Linked DNA regions of Homo sapiens: region 1 is linked to region 2. Evidence: read pairs that join two places in POLR2A ChIA-PET (ENCODE). Cell type or tissue: IMR-90. All regions are shown on one strand. Links, peaks and the distances in the headings refer to the core of each region. The heading gives the core; the rest is flanking DNA. Region 1 holds the start of LOC105373228 (a long non-coding RNA gene). Region 2 overlaps GREM2 (gremlin 2, DAN family BMP antagonist).

Region 1 (11,180 bases), core at 1,394-9,393, 180 kb after region 2:
ATGTCAGAAAGCGTTTTGACTAATGGTAGATTCTTAGAAGAGCATTCATTCCAGACTCTTTAGAGCTCTTTACCTAATTTCCCCTCATCTTTCAAGTCTCAGTTTAAATGTCACTTTATCCAGGAAGGATTTTCTGGTCCCCCTTGGCTAAGTTAGGACCACCTATTTTATGCTTCCTTAGCAGCCTGCTTTCTTAGTAATACACATCATTCTTACAATGACTGACTCAGCATAGAACTTCCCAGCCCCCTTATAAGCTCAACTATAAGATGCATAATATCAGACTCCGTGACTTGTTCAATGCTGAAACCCCAGCACTTAACACATCTGACTGGCAGATGGTCAGTCCTTAATAATATTGATTTAATGTATGAATTAGTAAGTGCATGAGCAACTAAATGAATAGATACAGAAGAAAGATTTAATAGTGCTATGAATTACAAGGAAACTCTCCCATGCCCTTTTAATCACTTATCTCCCTGGCAGAGCTGTGAGGCCGATGACATAGGCAATATATGTCAGTCTTACAAATAGGGACATGGTTAAATGACCCCATTTTTATGTGGATCATAGGCTTCCTATCTTTGTGAAAAGGAAAATGTTTATTTCACAGAATTCATGTCAGTTCATTAGAATATATGATGACTGTAAACTATATATGTTCACTTTTATTTGACTTCCAACATACGAAAATCTCATATCAGTTCCTCATGATTGATTTCTCACTTTCTTTTTTTTGGAGATGGAGTCTCACTCTGTTGCCCAGGCTGGAGTGCAGTGGTGCAATTCCAGTTCACTGCAACGTCTGCCTCCTGGGTTCAAGTGATTCTTCTGCCTCAGCCTCCTGAGTAGCTGGGATTACAGGCGCATACCACCACGCCCAGCTAATTTTGTATTTTTATCAGAGATGGGGTTTCACCATGTTAGCCAGGCTGATCTCGAACTCCTGGCCTCAGATAATCCGCCCACCTTGGCCTCCCAAAGTGCTGGGATTACAGGTGTGAGCCACTGCACCCTGCCTGATTTCTCACTTTCTAAGTTTAGTTTGATGTTAGGTCAGGTATGCTGCCTTTTAACCAGCACACAAAGAAAAGAGGGCTGAACTTTCATAAATCCCGAAGGATCCTGAGGACCTTCCAGATTGATACAAAGGACCAAGGTTTAGGATACTTGGATAAAGCCAGAGTTTATTCAGTGAAGCTTCTTTGAACATGAACAGAAGAGAAAATTGAAGAGATTGAGAAGAGTCATTGTTATCATCAAACCAGGCAACCAATTATATTGCCTAGAAATCTTGGCAGATGCTAGAATTTTCAGTCACAAATAAATATCTGAATATCTGGTGGAAACCATCAACTTGACTATGGAATAAAGTCCTTAGCACAGTGTACAAGATGCTCAGCGTCCTTAGAGCTTACCTTCTCATAATCAACTTATATTGATTCCAAGCATCCTGGAATCAGATCACATCAGATCAATACAACATGCATTTCTCTATTCCGAATCTTTGCAAGAACTCTTCATTTTCCCTTACAAATGGCTTTTTGCAATATCCTGTTCTCCAGAGAAACTCATCGTCCTTTAAGATTCATACTAAATACCTGGGTGCTGAGAAAAGGGTCATTCTAGGATTATTGGAGAGGTGCAATTTTAATTGGTTTATAAAGGATGCGACATATTTTCAGAGAGGACAAGGTACTTCAAATGGATAATCAATGAAACAATGAGACAAGGATCAAGTACCATGAAGAACGAGAAGAAAGACGGGAGCAGACAGGACATGATGAATGCTCAACTACAGAGGAATTGTTGTTTAGTAGCAAGACTGCTTAACAAACAGACAAATTGAAAAAAACAAAAAACTGACCCCATCATGGAATGACAGACCCTAATTAGAGATCTTTCTTGGCACTCTAAGCCTTGACTAGTAACAACTTTTTTTTTTTTGAGACGGAGTTTCACTCTTGTTGCCCAGGCTGGAGTGCAATGGCATGATCTCGGCTCACGGCAACCTCCGTCTCCCAGGTTCAAGCAATTCTCCTGCCTCAGCCTCCCTAGTAGCTGGGAATTACAGGCATGTGCCACCACGCCTGGCTAGGCTAGTAACATCTTGAGGTACTTAAAAGTGCTATAGCCAGGGACTTATAGTTAAAAAAAAAAAAAAATCTTGCCCCTTATTCCCTGGAAAGTCAGTGGCAACTTCCCAGAATGGCAACCTCAGGATCTCTCATGGTACTGAATCACCAAGTCCATATGATCTCTAGATTTAAACCTAAAACCTCCAGATCACCCCTTAAAAATACATAGCAACAAGTCTGAGAACAGGTGTGTGTTACCTACACACACCCTCCTCCCATCTCTCTGGCCTTATTGCACAAAATCCCTATTTTGTCTCCTGGATATGGGAGAGGGATTCAGGAGCCTCATTCAAGGACAGTCCTGTGGACTGAAAGTCTTTGATGAGAGCATGACTGAGAGAAGCTGGTGTCTGCCTGGATAGCTGGGTGCAAACTGTCATATATCAAGCAACGAACTTAAGTTGTTATTAGGCGACAGATTCCCTATCTCCAAGGCCAAAGTAAATTGTGTTCACAAGATCGGAAAATCTCCTAAGTCAACTATTAAACCCATCTCTAGGAGGAAGAAGTTATCTGGGATAAGGTACTTCTTCTTTGGAAGTTTTTCCATCCTCAGAATAGACATGCAAGAAAAGCTTCATGTATTTTCAGTTGATGGTGTCTTGAATAAAATGAACAAAAGACAGACATAATTTTTAGAAGGCAAAATTTCCATTCCATTCCTTTCCAGACAGGCTTTTACTGAAAACATTGATCATAAAGCCACCAGCCTTAGTTTTCTAAACTTCAGAATTTAAAATAAACAACTATCAGCCTCCTCTCTGTCTCTCTTTTTACCCTTCCTACTGAGGAAAGTTAAATAGTACATTCTTTCCCACTAAACCAGAAGCAACATAACACAGAAATTCTACTCACAGCTTTAAAATAAATTACTGGATACAAAAATAACAATAACAATCCTTTGGTTCAGCCAACCAATCAAATGTTTTGCATGATTAAAACATGAACACTGCCAAATCCCAGATTTAAAAGAAACATTTAGATGCTATTAGAATTTCCATTTCATAAAGTAAATCCAGTATGCTAGCTTTTATCTCCAGCAACTGAAGCTTTTCTCAACAGCCATTACTACGGATCTGTGCAGGGTCAGCCTCTCATCATTTCGTGACTAAAGTATTGTTTTTTCATTCCAGTGTGGAGTCCCGTCTCCAATCTTTCATCTTTCCCATTTTTTTTTAAGAGACAAGATTTCTCTATATTGCCCAGACTGATTTTGAACTCCTGGGCTCAAGGAATCCTCCCGCTCAGCCTCCTGTGTTGCTGCGACTACAGGCTCATACCACTGGCCCTGGTTCCACTTTCACTCTTAGTTTCATTAATCAATACAGAACAATGGCTACCTACCTTAAATTTCGTGAAGTCTGGATGTGAAGGCTGTTGATTCTCTACACTTCATGCTGTTGAACATCCTCACTCCGTGCCTCCAGCCCCCACACCTTCCTGTCCCCACACCAGTGCCTTTCCACATATCTAGGGCACAATCACCTACACACTCCTGCTCATGTCTTTCTCTGGTCCACCATGTCTGTAATGCTCCTGCCTCCACTCAGAAGCCTTCCCCGGGAAAGAAACTGGTTCTGATCACTTCTTTCTTATTTCTTGTGCAATTGTTATTCATTCTTTTTTCTTATATTTTACTCAATGTCAATGCTTTTCTTCTCTCTTCCAGTCACTTTATGTTTATGTTTGCCACATGGATTAGTTTCTAAAAGTTTTTGATTTTTAGTTTGTGTGGGTACATATTAGGTGTATATATTTATGGGGTGCATGAGATGTTCTGACAGGCATGCAATTCATGATAATCACATCATGGAAAATGGGGTATCCATCCCTCAAGCATTTATCCTTTCTGTTACAAACAATCCAATTATACTCTTTTAGTTATTTTTAAATGTACAATTAAATTATTATTGACTATAGTCACCCTGTTGTGCTATCAAATAGCAGACCTTATTTATTCTTTCTAAGTATACGTTTTGTACCCATTAGCCATCTCCACCTCCCCCTTTACCCCCACTCCCCTTCCTAGCCTCTGTAACAATTAAGAGACCTATTGATTTCAAAATAGTTTTTTTCTAAATATGTAGGTATACCGTATACCTTCTAAACATAAATTGGTTGACGACGCTGGCTCCGCGGCGATCTCCAAAGCTCTTCTATGCCATTATTTTCAAACTTTACTGACGAACATCAAAGAACACCACAGACTAATTTTTCTCATCTCTCTTTTCCTATCATTCTCTAAAACAAATTTTAATAAGACAAATCAGATAAAAAGGAAGCACAACAACACACGGTGGAAATATTGAGGAGGAGATGAGCTTTCCACATTCCACGTCCTAGGATAAATTAATCCATAAATATTGAGCTCTAAAAACAAACCTTAGTCATCAGCACATTTTCCATGTTCTGATCCTCTGGAGTAGAGATTCCCACCTCCAACAGCTCTCAGGTGGATTCTGTGATCACGCATCTTCACCCCGCCCTCTCTCCCTGCCGTGTTTCTCCTTCCTGCCTGCCACCCTGAGCGCCTCCATCATGGCACCCTCATCTGTAGGTTTCTGCTGTGCACAGCGCTCTTTGCTGCTTGTTCAGGGGCTCTACCTCCAGCATCCTCTGACCCCTCGCACTGTAAGGGCAGGCACAAGGGGCTTTTGAGGGACTTTTCGCTGTAGGGTTGAAAGGCAGTCAAGCATGATATCAACCGAGAGTGAGTTAAGCATTCTACACAGTCAACTTGGATAATTGACAATGAAGAATCTATTGGGTCTAGATTTTCTTTTTGGGGGTTTGGGGACCACAAAACGTATTTTTATATTGAGGGACGAGAGCAGAAAAGAAAGCAGCCCCTATGGTAGGCCCTATTCAGTGGCAGCTTCTTGTTCCATAGGGTTAAGGAAGACTTTGAGGAAATAAAGGTTGTTTGGAAAAATCCCGGTGTGATTGTTTCGCACGCGTGATGGGTAGAAAGGATGAAGTGTGAAGGCCCCTCGCCCCCTGCATCCTGCCTTAGATTATGTTCTGAAACCCTCGGGTGGAGAAAGCGCTATTTTCATCCCTGCTTCCTGGGATTGCTGATGGCCACAGAGCGATAGAGAACGACAAAGGAGAAGTGCGGCACGCCTGGCATGCTGGCCAAGATGGCGAGCTGTGCGTCCCTGGTCATCCTGATCAGCTTGGTGGGGTGCCCATGCTGTCTGCGCACAAGCTCTCCATCTAGATTTTCTAACCAGTCTCTCAATCATCTGGATGATGTCAAATAATTGTGTCAACATCAACTTGACTTTGAGTGGGAGGCACATCACTAGGTTGTATGGAGTTTTTAGTCTAGTAACAAAACCCACTGCCCTCCTCCAAATCAGATCAGCTTCTCTGTCCATCTACAGCCTGTACTATTTCATCCATGTACCAGTATCACCATGAAGTCATCATGATTTCCCATCCTCCCTATTAGTTTGTTAATTCTGGAAAACTAAAGGAAGGGCAGTCTTCTTTGAGAAAAATTCTCACATTCTTTCCCTGGTCCTCCAAAAACCCATACTAGTGGACCTCTGTACAAGCTGCTTTTAATCATACTTCTCCCATTCCAAGCTTGCTTTATCACTTCCTTCCGTCTCCCAAACAACTTTGAATTCCAAACTTTCACCAGAAAACGTTCGGGTCAAATAAAAGATGTGATTACTTATTCTCATGCAATCTCATCCTGGTTCAATAAATGCTACGCTTTCATCTTTTTTTTTTCCATTCCATAAATGTTCTTTTACTTAGATATAAGTTAATTGTAGCATTTATTTATTTTGTTTTGTGATCCATTCATAGAGTTCACAGGGCATTCATCCGTTTCAATATCAGTTCCCTGTCTTAGGTTACGGCAATCTCCCTAGCAAAAAGGTATGCTACAATAAATCTTGAAAAACTGCCAAGTGCCAGGCACTGTACTGGCTGCTTTTATATATAGGCATTATCACCTTGGTTTCCATTGAATGGGACTATGTTCTTTTTTTTCTTTTTCTTCTTCTTCTTTTTTTTTTTTTTTTTTTTTTTTTGAGTCATGGTCTTACTCCGTCATCCAGGCTGGAGTTCAGTAGTGTCATCACAGCTTACTACAGCCTCAAACTCCTGGGCTCAAGCAATCCTCCTGCCTCAGCCTCCTGAGTAGCTAGGTCTACAGGTTCATACTGCCATGTCAAAGTAACTTTCTAAAATTTTTTTTTGTAGAGATGGGTCTTGCTATGTTTCCCAGGCTTGTCTCAAATTTCTGGCCTCAAGCTATCTTCCTGTCGTGGCCTCCTTAAGTGCTGGGATTATAGGCATGAGACATCGTGCCCTGCCCATGCATTTCTATTTACATGGTACCATGTTCAATAAATCACTGAAGACAGAAGTATACTCAATCCTCTTTTGGGTTAGAAAGAGAATGATATGGTAAGGATGATGATACACTTTATTAAAGCAAAACTACCAACAACAGCAATCAAAACACAGCAATAGATCATCCCTTTCAGAATAAAGGAAGCATCTTTCTAGACAAAAACAGACGTTCTTTTTTTTCTTTTTTGAGACGGAGTCTCGCTCTGTCGCCCAGGCTGGAGTGCAGTGGCGTGATTTCAGCTCACTGCAAGCTCTGCCTCCCAGGTTCACGCCACTCTCCGGCCTCAGCCTCCCGAGTAGCTGGGACTACAGGCGCCCGCCACCACGCCTGGCTATTTTTTTTTTTTTATTTTTAGTAGAGACGGGGTTTCACCGTGTTAGCCGGGATGGTCTCAGTCTCCTGACCTCATGATCCACCCACCTCGGCCTCCCAAAGTGCTGGGATTACTGGCATGAGCCACCGCTCCAGGCCTCAGAAGTTCTTTTAGTGAGTAGGCCGTGAATATCCTCAGGGAATATTGTTTTGTTTACTTGTGACACAAGTAAAGCTGATAGAAGCCCTCAGCCCTCAGCCCTCACACACACACACACACACACACACACACACACACACACACACACACACATTTTTTGGAGTCTCGCTCTGTCACCCAGGCTGGAGTACGGTGCCACAATCTCAGCTTATTGCCACCTCTGCCTCTCAGGTTCAAGCAATTCTCCTGCCTCAGCTTCCAGACTAGCTGGGATTACAGGTGTGCAACACCATGCCTGGCTAATTTTTGTATTTTTAGTAGAGATGGGGTTTCATCATTTTGGCCAGGCTGGTCTCAAACTCTTGACTTCAAGTGATCTGCCTGCATCAGCTTCCCAAAGTGCTGGGATTACAGACATGAGCCACCGCGCCTGGCCACATATATATGTTTTTAAGGTGGGGGTCTCCCTCTGTTGCCCAGGCTAGTCTCAAACTCCTGGTCTCAAAGAATGCCCCTGCCTCAGCCTTCCAAGTAGCTGAGACTACAGGTGCCCAGCTTTCCTCCTTGTTTCATACTCCTCACTGCTTTAAGCAAAACACAGAAAGGGGAATGAACAGAGCAATAGGCCTCAGTTTCTCAGGGGCCAGCTACCCTCAGAGCCCCTGCTTTTGTGTTTCAAGGCTAACAGAGAAATAATTTTCCCCAAAGCCTTTGTTAATGGAATTATTTATGTCTTGTTCACCTTTCTTTTTTCTTTTCTTTTTTTTTTTTTTTTGCTGAGACAGAATCTTGCTCTGTCGCCCAGGCTGTAGTGCAGTGGTGCGATCTTGGCTCACTGCAACCTCCGCCTCCCAGGTTCCAGTGATTCTCCTGCTTCAGCCTTCTGAGTAGCTGGGATTACAGGCATGTGCCACCACGCCCGGCTAATTTTTGTATTTTTAGTAGAGACAAGGTTTCACCATGTTGGTCAGGCTGATCTTGAACTCCTGATCTCGTGATCCTCCTGCCTCAGCCTCCCAAAGTGCTGGGATTACAGGCGTAAGCCATCGCGCCCGGCCTTGTCTTGTTCACCTTTCAACATGTCTTTCTTCTCCCTTTGCCTCTGCATTCTCCCCCTCTATCCTATTCACTCCTTTCTCTAAAGTTGGCCATAAAAGACTTTGCATCTTGGTTTTGGGACCAGAGTCACATCAATTCCAAGCACAGCAGGCAGGCTCCAAGCCTATTGCCAAGGGGAGGCTGACAGAAGCAAGGCCGTCTCTATGTAGGAGACAAGCACACAAGGGGAAGCCAATATTTCAGCCCTGGAGGGGCGAGTGTTGGCTCCAAGGTGACGGATGGCAGATTCCACAGCTGCTAAACACCACAGAGCCGGGTAGAAATTGCACCTGCTGCTTGGAGATGGCACTTTGCATATTTCAGTTGGACCTTCATTCTCCCCTTCTTTTGCCATTGAAGCCAGTGATCAGTGGTGGGATCCAGATATTTTAGATTTATGCAAGTGCTCTGTGGTCTCCGGGGAAACTGATGCCAATTCAATTAAACCCATCACGTGATATTCAGCCTCTATGAGGCACTTGTAACTGAACTAAGTACACTGGAGAAGGGAAGACACAAAATAAGCAAATGATGTCATCTCTAACTTTCAAGATTATGATACAGATTACAGACAATATAATAAAATTCTGTGATATGCAACAGACACCCAGTAAAAAAGAGTTTGAAAATCTCAATGATATATATGTGAACTAGGCTTATTCACTTTTTAGATACAGAGGGAAATATTGCCATGTGCCCTACAAAATGTGTAGGTAGAAAAAGAGGTATAGGCCGGGCGTGGTGGCTCACGTCTGTAATCCCAGCACATTGGGAGGCCGAGGTGGGCAGATCACCTGAGGTCAGGAGTTTGAGACCAGCCTGGACAACATGGTGAAACCCCATCTCTACTAAAAATACAAAACTTATCTGGGTACGGTGGCGCATGCCTGTAATCCCAGCTACTCGGGAGTCTGAGGCAGGAGAATCGCATGAACCTGGGAGGAGGAGGTTGCAGGGGACGAGATCGAGCCACTGTACTCCAGCAGTCTTACTCTGTCCAGTGGTGACAGAGTAAGACTTCGTCTCAAGAAAAAGAAAAAGAAAAAGAGGTAAAGGAGTGAGAACTAAGTTTCGCTTCCCAAACACGGGGCTGTGATTGTAAGTACCTTTTACAAAAAACCTTATTCCAGATAACCCAATGGGTAAATAACAGGCAAACGGGGAGGAGGCCTGATGGAATTGCTCTCTGCCAACAGGAATACTTGGGATCATAGGCCTCGAAGTTGAATACAATTGGCTTCCAGATTGTGTCTAAATTACTTCACATCTCTGAGGCTCTGTTTCCTCATCTGTGAAAGAGGCGAAAACCATACCTCATAGTACTGCAGTGAGAATTAAATGAAATAAAGGCTGCCAGGGTAGCCCATTGTCTGCCACACTGTGATTACTCTAGCAGTAACACAGCCCAGGAGTGAAAGAGGGATGAGAAGGAGGCCAGTTTAAGATGCAGCACTTCTGAAAATATAGAGACTTGTGTTCAAGAGCTCACTTGGTGATCAGTTCATCGGGTGGCAGTGGGCAATTCACATCACCTCTCTGGGGATCAGTTTCTCATTCTGGAAAATACAGGATTAGTCTTATAGGATTAGCCTATAGGGAAGTGTCCTTTTCAGCTTCAACCTTCCGAGATTCTTCAAGTTGATGTCATCATCCCTGGAATTCTCCCCTCCAGCCAGGTGTCGATAGGGTTACTGGGGGAATCATTGAAATCTTTCTGAAATTGCAAGACTTCACTCATCTCCTGACTCTAATGAGAATTTAGTTCTGTTTTCCTGAGGGGAAGAAAACACTGCAGTCTTTCCTAATCTCCTCACATTCTGCTGTGTGACCAGGCAAGCATTATTATTACTATTCTTCGCTGTCTCTGCATATTATTAAACTGATGCCAAATTCAACTTGGCATTTCCAAAAAAAGAGTTTCTGAAATGCAGACTGCTTTGGGATGTAAGATTTTTATGCAAATACAAAACATTAATATATTTCAAAACTTGAAGCACTTTGCTCTCCAGGAGAGAAAGAAGCTTATTTTCAGATGCTCAATTCAGCGTTTACTTAATAAGTGTTTAAAGTTGTAAGGCAGATTCTTTAACTCCTCCCTTTAGCTTTTTCTCTTTCTTTCTTTCTTTCTCTTTCTTTCTCTTTCTCTCTCTCCTTCCTTCCTTCCCTCCCTTTCTCTCCTTCCTTCCCTCCCTTTCTTTCCTTCCTTCCTTCCTTCCTTCCTTTTCTTTCTTTCTTTTTCTTTCTTTCATTCTTTCTCTCAACATTTTCGCTCTTGTTGCTCAGGCTGGAGTGCAATGGCGTGATCTTGGCTCACTGCAACCTCCGTCTCTGGGGTTCAAGTGATTCTCCCACCTCAGCCTCCTGAGTAGCTGGGATTACAGGTATGAGCCACCACGCCTGGCTAATTTTTGTATTTTTAGTAGAGACAGGGTTTCAACATGTTAGCCAGGCTGGTTTTGAAATCCTGATCTCAGGTACTCTGCCCGCCTCAGACTCCTAAAGTGCTGGGATTACAGGCGTGAGCCACCATGCCGGCCAGAATTCGCTTTTTCTAAAAGCTGGTTGTGAGGAGCAAGCTTCCATTTAATGGCCTCAAGGTAAAACTAATTATGGAGTATGGAGGAGGAGGTGCGTAAGAGATGTGGTCCTACCTGTTACCATAGCAACTGCATATATTCTTCTTTTCCTCTTCTTCCCCATCAACTCTATGAAATAGCTTTTTGATTTATGTTGCCAAACCTCCAGAAACATTGTGGCATTTTGCCTTGCCAGAAGTAGGTAAACAGAGTCCATAAACCTGGAGAAGACCAACTTTTTTCCTTGAGAAAGTTGGAGAATGGAGCAAAAATTAAATTAAGAGAAAACAGGAAATTTTATGTGTCCCCTGAGATTCTGTCAAAAGATTGATGCTCATCACCAACTCATACAGCTGGATGCAATGTGTGAGTGCAGAGGGGAAATGGAGGGAGGTTTGCATAAACTCTGAAAATTGGACTTGGGTTTAAAATTCAGTCCAAAATAAAAATGTACCTTGGAGTAACTCAATCTGAACTGGTGTTCTCGTGTAATACAAAAAGTTTATTTATTTATTTATTTATTT
Region 2 (11,180 bases), core at 1,168-9,167:
AACTCCTAGAAGAAAAATGGCTATGTCAAAGGCTGCATGTAGCTGCAATTTTGATAGGCATTTCCAAACAGTCTTCCTTAGAGGCCATGGCAGTTTGTATGCTCAGCAACCACATATTTTTGCCAATGTTGTGTGTTACTAACATTTAGTTTTCATTTCCACATTAAAAGGTTAAGTAACTTTTGATTTATTTAACATCTATTTATATATTGTCTGTTTAAATCCTTTACTCATCTTTTAATCATTTTGATTGACTTTTTTTTAAGAGACAGAATCTTGCTCTGTCACCCAGGTTGGAGTGCAGTGATGTAATAATCATAGCTCACTGCAACCTCAAACTTGTGAGCTCAAGCAATCCTTCCGCCTCAGCATCCCAAGTAGCTGAAGCTATAGGCACATGCCACCTCGCCCAGCTAATTTTTTATTTTTTGTAAAGACAAAAAATAAAATGTTGCCAGGTTGGTATGAACTCCTTGCCTCAAGTGATCCTCCCATCTTGGCCTTCCAAAGTGTTGGAATTAGAGGCATGGGCCACCACACCCAGCTCAATGGATTTTTTAGAGGTAATTTACATATTATACTCTTTGTCTATGACATGTATTGTAATTTTTTTAAATCTAGTTCATTGTCTTTTGATTTGCCTATGAGATAGAATAGGGAGTTCAGAAAAAAAACATAGATACATTTGGGAATTTAAGAAGTGATTTATGGTGGCATTTTGAATAAGTGCAGAATTATAGATTTTACAATAAATGGTGTTGGGACAACTGACAAGTAATCTGTATAGTATAAGGTTGGGTTAATTGCTCACAGTACACCAGTACAAATTCCCCAGGGACCTGAGATATAACTGAAACAGAAAAGCATTAGAAGAAGCCATAGAAGAATGATTTTTTAAGATAATCTACTTGTGGTGAAGGCCTTCCCAAGTGTGACATAAAACAACAAAAGCCATACTAGAATGAAATGTGTTTATTTTTTGATGACCTTTCTTTTGCACACTTTTTTCCTACCATGGTTTTCTGAACTACTTCCAAGACAAAAATAGACATATCAGCAGGGCCTCAGCCCCTTTAGCACGAGCCCAAAGTGACCTCATGATAATGATGTTGAAGCAATGGGATTTAACAGCTAGGCCAGTCGTGGAAAGCCCAGGGGCTTTGGGGTCAGGCAGGCCTAGTTCTCACCTCCTGTCCCAGCTACTGAGACACCGTGACCTTGGGCAGTTCACACATTGACTGTGAGCCTTAGTTTTCTCTACTTCCTCGGGAACCTCAGCTACAATTCCATGTGAATGTAAAGCACCTAGTGGGTGCAGGCCCTAAATGACTGGTACTCACTTCCTTTCTCTCCCTTCTCCCTTTAACACTGGATTCTGTGCAAGCTTCTGACCATTTCCCAATGACACACTTACTGCGCAAGAAATGTCCTAATTTCTTTCCTTAAGATTTCTGAGCTGTGTCCAGTGCTGTGTCTCCATGTAGGGGTTGTGCCGCAGGTAGGTCTACTGCTCCTTGCTTACCTTCTCTCTGGAGAGATAGGCAGCAGGCCCAAAGGATGGATCTTAAGGCTCTCCTGGCTCTCAGCCTGGAGCCATGAGGGGCTTTTCTGGAATGAAGGGAAATGGGGAGGGCTCTACTTGTGCAACCTGTAATCCTCCTGGATTTGTTTTCTATGGCAGCCGTAGCAAAGGGCCACAAATTTAGTGGCTTAAGACTCCACAAATGTTAATTTCTTTTTTTTTTTAAACAGAGTGCTGGAGTACAGTGGCAACCAATCTTGTCTCACTGCAACCTCCGCCTCCCGGGTTCAAGCGACTTTGGTGCCTCAGCCTCCCGAGTAGTTGGGATTCCAGGTGTGCACCACCACACCTGGCTAATTTTTGTATTTTCAGTAGAGATGGGGTTTCACCATGTTGGCCAGGTTCATCTTGAACTTGTGACTTCAAGTGATCCACCCTCCTCGGCCTCCCAAAATGTTGCGATTACAGGCGTGAGCCACCGCGCCCAGTTCTAATCTTACTATCTTAGAGTTCTGTCGGTTAGAAATCTGACATGGGTCTCACTGGGCTGGAATCAAGATGTCAACAGGGATGTGTTTCTTTCTGGAAGTTCTAGGAGAGAATCATTTCCTTGCCTTTTCCTGCTTCTAGGAGTTGTGTACATTGATTGGCTCCCGGTATTATTTCCCTATCTTCAAAGCCAGCAACGTTGCATTTCTCTGGCCATTCTTTTGCAGTCACATCTCCTTCTGACCACAGCCAAGAAACGTACTCCTGCTTTAAGGACTCACGTGTTTATATTGAGCCTGCCTGGATTACCCGGGATAATCTCTCCATCTGAGGTCCTTAACTGAATCATATCTACAAAGTCCCTTTGGCCAGGTGAGGTGACATATTTACAGGTTCCAGGGATTAGGACGTGGGCATCTTTGGAGGGGGGCATTGTTTCGTCTGCCACGCCTCTCTAACGTGATTCAGATACCCAGGTGGTGGACAATTCATCCTGAGACATTAGGAGTCTATTTTATAATCATATCATGACAATAATTGCAACGGATGGGTAGTTTGGGGGTGATTATTTTGTCAAAATTAAGGCATTTCTTACAAACAGCACACAAGCTTAACATGCTGGTTTCTGCAGAAATCAAAGCAGCTCAGTCTTCACTGTGCCTTCAACACTAATCCGGCAAGCATTTAAAGCTGTGTTCCCTCTGGCTTGCTCAGCCATCCAGTAGAGCCCTGGTGCAGCTGCTAGCCTCGGTGCCACGGCCTAGATCAGGTTACTCCTGCCTTCTTCTCTAACTTGCCTCTCTCCCAAGAAGTACTTTGATTTAAATATTCTATTACTGATCTCCCAGGCACTCTCTGACCCCCATCTGTCTTTGAGGCAATTCCAAATCTCCGTGCTTACGTGGACGTGTCTTCAAGAGCATCTCATAGACAGACGCACATTGTTCTTTTGCTGTTCCAAATTACAATGTTCCAAATTACGAAAAAAAAATCTGTGCTTTAGTGAAAGTCCTTCAATATTTACACGCAGCAAAAAATGGAATTTGGATGTCGCCAGGTTAAAAATTGCATTTCTAAGTGACTTTTCTGAGCATATGAAGAGATGGCTTAAGGGCACTGGCTGGAGAGAAACTTGAACCTCTAGGATGGGGTCAGTTATCTTGTTACCTTTTAACCCTATTAGCTGATGTTCTACCAGCTAAGCAATACTTACCAACAGCAATCTTCAAAGCCCAGACTAGTGAGATGGCTGAGAAGTAAAGGAAGAGAAACAGAAAGAGCTCATGAGCAGGAAAAAAGAATTAAGTCCATTTCCAGCACAGGGTACGTTGTCAATGTCAGTAATTTGTATCCCTGACATGTTGATTAATCCTTTTCTAGATCTGGTGGTATGTTTTCTACTTATCTCAGCAGCCCAGATATAAAATGCCATTAATTCTTATTAAAGAAAGGAAATTTAATCTTGATAGATTTTACAAGATGCACAGTTGTTGATCATCATGTATCACTCTGTATTTGTAACTTGAAACTATTTATAGGACTCACTGGGAGTCTTTAAAATAATACTGCATAAAGATAATTAGGGCAATTTTCTATCATTAAAGTAGATTAGTATTAATTTTAGTGTCTTTGCTTTTGAACCAACTTCTTAGTGTGTACTCAGATTTTACAAAAATACCTTGTTTAAGGACAATCAAAGAGGACAGGAAGAAAATAAAAACATTTTATAATCTGCTTCTCTGCTGACAGGAGAAAACATTTTGAATGTATGTGTTAGTGTGTTTATAAGAGGTCTGAGGAAGGAGAGGGACAAGGGAGGTACGTAGGTGAGACAGAAAAGGAAGAAGGAAGAAAGAATTTAGCTGAAACAAATTCTCATTTATTCAATGTGTATTACACAGCTAAACTATAATGTTCATGATCTCTAATCTCTACCACAGTACACAAATGTGGTACTGTTATCCCTACTTCGTATATAAGCACACAAAGTCTCTAATTACTTGTCTAAGGTCAAACAGCCATGGTGAATACAAAACTCAAATCCAAGTGTCGTATTTCTATCTTTGTTTATTCCACCACGCAGTATGTAAAATTACAAAACAAACAAATAAAAAATGTAATGGCCTCATGGTTGTGTCCTGGTTTTTTAACACCAGAGGAAAATGAAATTATAGAAAGAAAATAAAAAAGGATTAAATAGAAAATCCAGATAATAATTTTCAGAGATACAGAAAATTTGGGTTAAAAAACACAATACTTATAATAGATAATCCTCAAAGCTAAGCTATGTGCCCGGCACTGTGCTGACATCTTGACACACATTCTCTCATTTAACTCTCACAATAAAGAATAGTAAACTTCTTATTCCTCTGTTATATTTGAAAAGACAGAGGGTCACAGAAGTTTGAGCTCCATTTAAATATCTATTTGAGTATCAAATTTTACTCTGAGAGATACAGTTGCCTTTTAAATAATGAAATTTCTTATGGGACTTTGACTTTTCGTTTTTTACTATGCCTCAGAGACAAGTTCAAGGGACTTTGACATTTCTGGGTTTGGATTTTACTATGTGAATTTCATGAAGCAGAGGCTCAATAATGTTTATTACATTAGTCCATTTGAAACCCCAAATGGCCGTGATTCTCACCAGCCAGTCACTCATTATTCACCTGTCTCCAAACCCTAATATTTTAGAAACATTATTGGCCACAAGGAGAAAGTTGTATCTGGGTTGAAAAAAATGTATATGTATTTTAGGAATGGTAGGTACTGTTTTCTGTGGATAAACCCATAAGCCACAAAACAACTGCAATCGAATTATGTAATTACCTAAGTAATTAGTACCATGCCCATTCTCACTGTGCTCGGTGAGTGGCTGAGACGAATCTGCACTTGAAAATGTTTCTCACCGGCCCCTCCAGTGCAGGTCCAAGCACTCTGGCTTCTCAGTTGCAGCCGTACCAAGGCCTTGCCAGGGAAATGATGAACAGCCTGCCTGCTGGGGTTTTATGACTTTCTAGCCTTAGAACAGTCCTTTATATCCGAGTAGAGCTTCAGATTTAGCATCCAGCTTTGCCAAAGCCACATCAAGGAGACTCGCTTAACCTGAGTGGTTTTCCATCTCTGTCTCCTACATCCCCGAGAAAGGGCTCTCAGGGCTTTCTTGAAAGGAGCACTTGATGAGTCCCTGTGTTCAGCAGCCAGAGTCGCCCTAAGGTGGAACACGATCAAAACTGTTTGGATTGTATTTGCTTTATTATCTGACCATTTCTGATGCTCACACGAACCTTCTAGCCTTCATTCAGTAGGTCTATAAAGGGCTTGGGAAGGAATTTTCCTGCAGGATTTCCTGGTGAGGCTGGGAAGACACATGGATGAGCTCTCAGGAAGTTTGGACCCAATGATGTCATTAAAATCCATCTTGTGCCTTCTTGATTGACTCATTTGAACCAGTGGATAGGCTTTTTTTTTTTTTTTTTTAGCTGCCTATGATTATGTTTTTTTTTTCTTATAAAGTTTGTTAAACTGGTGATTGTATATTTGCATCAAAGAATTTAGGAAATGACAACAGGGAATGGAAAGTTGGAACCATTTGAATGAACATAGAGGATAACAGCTCATTTAACAAAATCTCGGTCTTCCCATGTTGTCATTCTCATGACCCCAGCTAAAGAACCATCTTATTGTGAAATGACTTCCCAGAAGAATAACCTATGTGGGCATCTACCTTCCAGCAAGCTAATATAAATACATATCTGACGTATCTGTTATACAATATGACAAGTAAAGAGATATGTCAGATGAATAAAAAAAAAGAACAGAAACAACTTAAGTTTGCTCAGAACCCTCTTAATCATGAAATTCCAAGATTATCAGAAAGTCCTATAAATACATTTTTAATGATTTTTTTTAAAAAAATGGTAATGGGGTGAGCATATTAGTGCTATAAGTTGCCCTAAATTTTCTGAGAGAAGATGCTTTGCTATTACACTCCCAAGCAATGTCTGCGTATCCTTAATCCCTTTAGATTCCCAGGTTTATTTCATATAGTCTAGGACATTGACATTTATCATTGCTGCTTGAATAAGAATGACTTATTTAATAAGCAAACACAGAGGCAGCCCTTACTTTCACCACTTGAGGACTTTGAAAAGATATTCTTGGGACACCGGTTATCCTGAAATTCTGGTTAACATTTCAGCTCTATGTAGGAAATATTGGACTTGAAGTCAGAAGACTAGGGTTCTAGTCTCAGATACTCATTGACCATTTGACAACCTCATTGGGCACCCGGTTTTTCAAGAAAAGGTAGTACCTCAACATTCCCTAAAACATCAGTCTCTAAATGCTAGTTTCGTGGAACAATAAGGAGTTCTATAACCATATGAATTAAGTCAACCAGGGTTAAAAAGAGCCACAGAAGCCCCTTTTCTGGAAGACTTAAATGTGACTAATGTGATATGTGAGTCTCTAAAAGAGAGTTATAATGTGCAGATTTCCTGAATTCTCAGACAATGGAAACTGTGGAGAAGTATCTCACTGGACTAGCATTACAAGCAAGGGACATATTTTGGAACCTGCCAGACAAGCTGATTTCTAAAAGCCTTTACTGCTTTAAATTCTCTCATCATTTCTGGTTCGCACACAAAAAACCAAGCTATTCTCCAGATACTTTCTACACACCTAGCTCTCAACATTCCTCTCTAAAATATATGACTCTGTTTACTAGTGTAAGGATCAAAAGGATCACATGTGGCTTCCATGAAAAGAAAGGTATCTTAAAATTGTTGTGCATAAAATATACAATTCAAAGGAATTACATAGAGTTATAAATAATAGTTATCATCACTAACCACTCTAAACTAGGACCATCGCAAATGAAACCATTCTTTTAGAAAATAAAAAGATCAATGGTCCATAAGGCGATGCAATGATAAACCACCAAAAAGTCCTGAGATTCTTTCTATGCTAGCCACGTATGAAGAACTCCAAGCCAAACGCTATTCCTTCGGTTGTATTTTTCCTTGAATCTAAAGGACAAAAATAGGGCCTCACAGTTTGAGAGAATCATTCACTTTGTCTAGCAATCAAATGCTTGTGAAAGATAGTAAAAAACGAAGGAAATGAATGGAAAATCACAATGCTTTCTTGAGCTAACTTTTGCAGTTTTAAAGAAATTACAGAGCAGGAGTAAACCATCCTATGAAATTTCAAATGATGACAGACATTTAGAAGCCTGTGTTATTAAAGGCTTTCTTTTATTCTGTTAAATCTTCAATCAGATTTGGTCACAAATAATTGGGATAATTGAACTTATTGCCAAAATACTCATGGAATTAGAAAACTCCCTTAACCAAGGAAGACTCATATAGAAGATCCCACTTGGATTCCCATAAGAGGAAGAAATAGTCTCAGCCATATAGCTTTTTCCCCACTTTCTGGCACAGACTGATACTTTTATTTCATGCTCTCTCCATTGTGTTCATCTCTATTTATATGGATTTTCTTTCTAACCCGCTGGAGTACCTCAAACAAATTGGTGATATTATTACAACTTTAAATTTTTCTGGAAGATTACTTAATAGAGGAAAAGCAGCACAGTACAAGCTAGACAGAAACGTTGAAATTAAACATGATCAGAGCTGCATGTCAGCCTGGGAAATGCGTCCGTCTCAAGTTAAGGTTTACAGTTGCTGCAATTTTAATCAGATTTGTATGTAATAGTATTTCAGAATTTTCCACTGAGTGCTTCTTCTTTTCATTGGAAAAGAAAAGCTTCCCAAACAAAGGAAATTAGGGAACAGAATAGTGGAGTTGGTGTGTGGTTATGTGGCGAGGCCACTGCTCTGCCCATTACCTGCAAGGCGTCTGCCTGCTCCCTGACGTGGACTCAGCTCTGAGTGCTCTCATTTTTCTTTTCTTTTCTTTTTCTTCTTCTTTTTTTTTTTTTGAGACAGTTTTGCTCTTGTTGCCCAGACTGGAGAGCAATGGCGTGATCTCGGCTCACTGCAACCTCCGCCTCCTGTGTTCAAGCGATTCTCCTGCCTCAGCCTCCTGAGTAGCTGGGATTACAGGCGCCCGCCACCGTGCCCAGCTAGCTCTCATTTCTCTTGAAATATAATTGTCATGTGAGTTTCTTCAATCCAAACAATTGGAAACGATAGCCATTGGTAGACACTTTGTTTCCTGTCCAAGACAAGAAACAATTAGCCTCTAACAAGCTCTTTGACCTAGAACTTAATCTTTTAAGACCATGATTTCCCTATATAAAAAGTGAGGATTTGGAACTAAATTATTATTATTATTATTATTATTTTAGACAGAGTCTCGCTCTTGTCTCCCAGGCTGCAGGCTAGAGTGCAGTGGCACGATCTCGGCTCACTGCAACCTCCGCCTCCCAGGTTCAAGTGATTCTCCTGCCTCAGTCTCCCGAATAGCTGGGATTATAGGTGCACGCCACCATGCCCAGCTAATTTTTGTATTTTTAGTAGAGACAGGGTTTCACCATGTTCGCCAGGCTGGTCTTGAACTCCTGACCTCAGATGATCCACCTGCCTCGGCCTCCCAAAGTGCTGGGATTACAGGTGTGAGCCAGAGTGCCCGGCCTTGAACTAAATTATCTTAATTGTCCCTTCCATCTCTATAAATCTATGAGTCTCTAACTTGATGACAATTTCCCAAAGTTAACCAAAGTTATGCAATTGGTTTTCACTCTTGCAATCATTTCTAACTAAAAGACTAATCAATATAAAAAGTACAATTTAAAGCAATCTGCCAGATTTAAGGAAGAAATAGAAGTGACATTTACTGAGGGCCAATCTTATGTCAAGTACTGGAATAACCACTTTATATAAGAGATATATATAGATAGATAGATAGATAGATAGATAGATAGATAGATAGATAGATATATGGCAAGAACCACCTCAGGTAAGAATCATCATCATCATCACCATCACCATTTCATAGAGAAGAAATACTTAGAGAAGTTAAGTCTCTATCTAAATATAGTTAATTAGTAAATAGCCAAGATAGGAGTCAAACCCAGTTTATTTCCCAAAGTCATGCACAGAACCTGGGCACTTTACTGGCTATAGCATTCTGCTTTGAAGTGTACACTGTTTTGCTTCACACTCTTCATACTCTTCAAGTCATTTAAGTTTTCTGAGCTTTATTTATATTCATTATTCATTCAACCCGTAACAAGCAAGTCCTCATGTACAGCAGGTACTGTAATTGATATTGCGATACAGAGGGGACTATGATACAGAAACTACCCACAAAGAACTCAGCATTTTGTAGAGGAGTTGGACAGGAAAAGGAACACAATGTAGTCAGCATTATGAGATGTATGAGACAGGTATGCCTGAGGTGTGAAGAAGGGGGATCTGGGAGTAGAGACTGGGAAAATGAAAATCACTTCCTATGAGAATAATGAAAAGTGGAGGAATATCTGAATTGGCCCTTAAAGAACTAATAGAAATGAGCTAGCTGTGAAAAGGTTGGGAAAAGGAAAGGCATTCTAGCCAAAGAGAACAGATCAGTTTAGCGGTCTGTGAGGGCATTGCATGTTCTGAGAATTGAAAGTAGGTCTCTGTAGCTAAAGCACACAAGGCATGATAAATACTTGGAGCTGAATCTGGAAAACTCTACAGTTGAGAAGCCCTTGGTATCTCATGCTAATGTTATAGAACTCTATCCTGAAGAAACGAGGGAGTCCTTTGAGAATTTTAAGCATAATATATTTATGTAATAAGAAAGTCCCATCAGAAGCACTGAGGAGGCACAACTGGGACAAGGGGAGTAGGTGGCTCTGTGTAGAAGTAGGACAAAGTGATTGGCATCTAGCAGTACACACAGCCTCCCACAAAGTCAAAGAAAGAATCAACAATTGGGATAGAGGAGCAGTTGGATCTGAGAGATATTTGGAGGATGGGTGGGCAAGACAGAAAGGATTTTGGTGGTTGAACAGATATTGAGATACCATTGGCTGTGCCTCCAGGGTTTCTGATTTGGCTGATAGAATGGATGGTGACTGCTTCCATTATTGGGAAACTAGTCTACAGAAAGAGGGGACGATTGTGACGAGAGCCTCAATTCCATCAGGAGCATGTCATTTTTGAGTTGCCTGTGACGTTTAGTTCACATGGAAAAATGTTACTACTATTAAATATGTAAGGTAAGACCTGGTGCTACTTTTGGTTGATATGTATTTGTTGGAAAGGCAGAGTTGCAAACAGATAACTTGAATCAAACGTGGAAAATGCACCAAAATAGTTATGAATGGGCTAGTCCTGAAATTGAAATTAGCTTAACCTTATGGTGTTGAATAAGGAAGCAGGGACAAACCTGAGAAAGATCTTGAAGAAAGTGCAGATGATGGACAATTCAGGAAGAGAGGTGTGAGGCATCTCAGGGAGGAGGACAGCATGAGCAAAAAAATAGAGCATACAAAATGTGAGAAAAACAATCAGTTTTCACTGAAACATAAAAGGGAAGGCAGGGACAAGGTCATGGAGAAATCTACATATGTGCTACTCAATAGATTGGATTTTATGTCAATTATGAGGAACCCTGAAAGGGTTCTGCTCTAAGAGAGACATCACATCTGCAGTTAAGAGAGTGCAAAAGGCCGGGTGCAGTGGCTCACGCCTGTAATCCCAGCACTTTGGGAGGCTGAGGCGGGCAGATCACGAGGTCAGGAGATTGAGACCATCCTGGCTAACACGGTGAAACCCTGTCTCTACTAAAAATACAAAAAAAAATTAGCTGGGCATGGTGGCGGGCGCCTGTAGTCCCAGCTACTCCGGGAGGCTGAGGCAGGAGAATCACTTGAACCCAGGAAGTGGAGCTTGCAGTGAGCTGAGATCTTGCCACTGCACTCCAGCCTGGGCGACAGAGCGAGACTCCATCTCAAAAAAAAAAAAAAAAAAAAAATGCAATACTATGGAAGATGAACTGAAATGAGGAAAAGCTAAAATGCAGGAGACTAGTTAGGAGGCTACTGCAATCACCCTGGTAGGAAAAAGTGAGGGCCTGAACAAGGCATTGGTGTATGGGCGGGAAGAAGGGACAGAAACATGTTGAGGAAGCTAGAACCTTTGGGTTTCGAAAATTTGGTGACGCCAGATACTTAGCTACCAACTGAGGGAAGAAACACAGCAGGACG

What was found. ChIA-PET counts read pairs that join two places held together with the same protein. Peaks named below come from ENCODE experiments on the same cell type or tissue, not always from the same donor. Only the 100,000 strongest peaks of a DNase experiment are listed, where the experiment ranks them.
Region 1: POLR2A ChIA-PET joins it to region 2 with 7 read pairs; 3 of 35 experiments call an interaction of 5 or more read pairs at or near these places.

Annotation. Positions count from the first base shown.
Region 1 is chr1:240,706,464-240,717,643 of GRCh38, forward strand. LOC105373228 (a long non-coding RNA gene) reads right to left here and starts at 3,606. Exons shown (of 4, transcript XR_949320.2): 1 at 3,483-3,606. In IMR-90, for the core only: no CTCF peak of the experiment used is centred there; a DNase peak (open chromatin) is centred at 5,768; H3K27ac peaks cover 1,344 bases.
Region 2 is chr1:240,523,767-240,534,946 of GRCh38, forward strand. The region is part of intron 1 of GREM2 (gremlin 2, DAN family BMP antagonist); the gene reads right to left. Among named protein-coding and RNA genes, the nearest start is that of GREM2, 83 kb to the right of the region's middle. In IMR-90, for the core only: no CTCF peak of the experiment used is centred there; no DNase peak of the experiment used is centred there.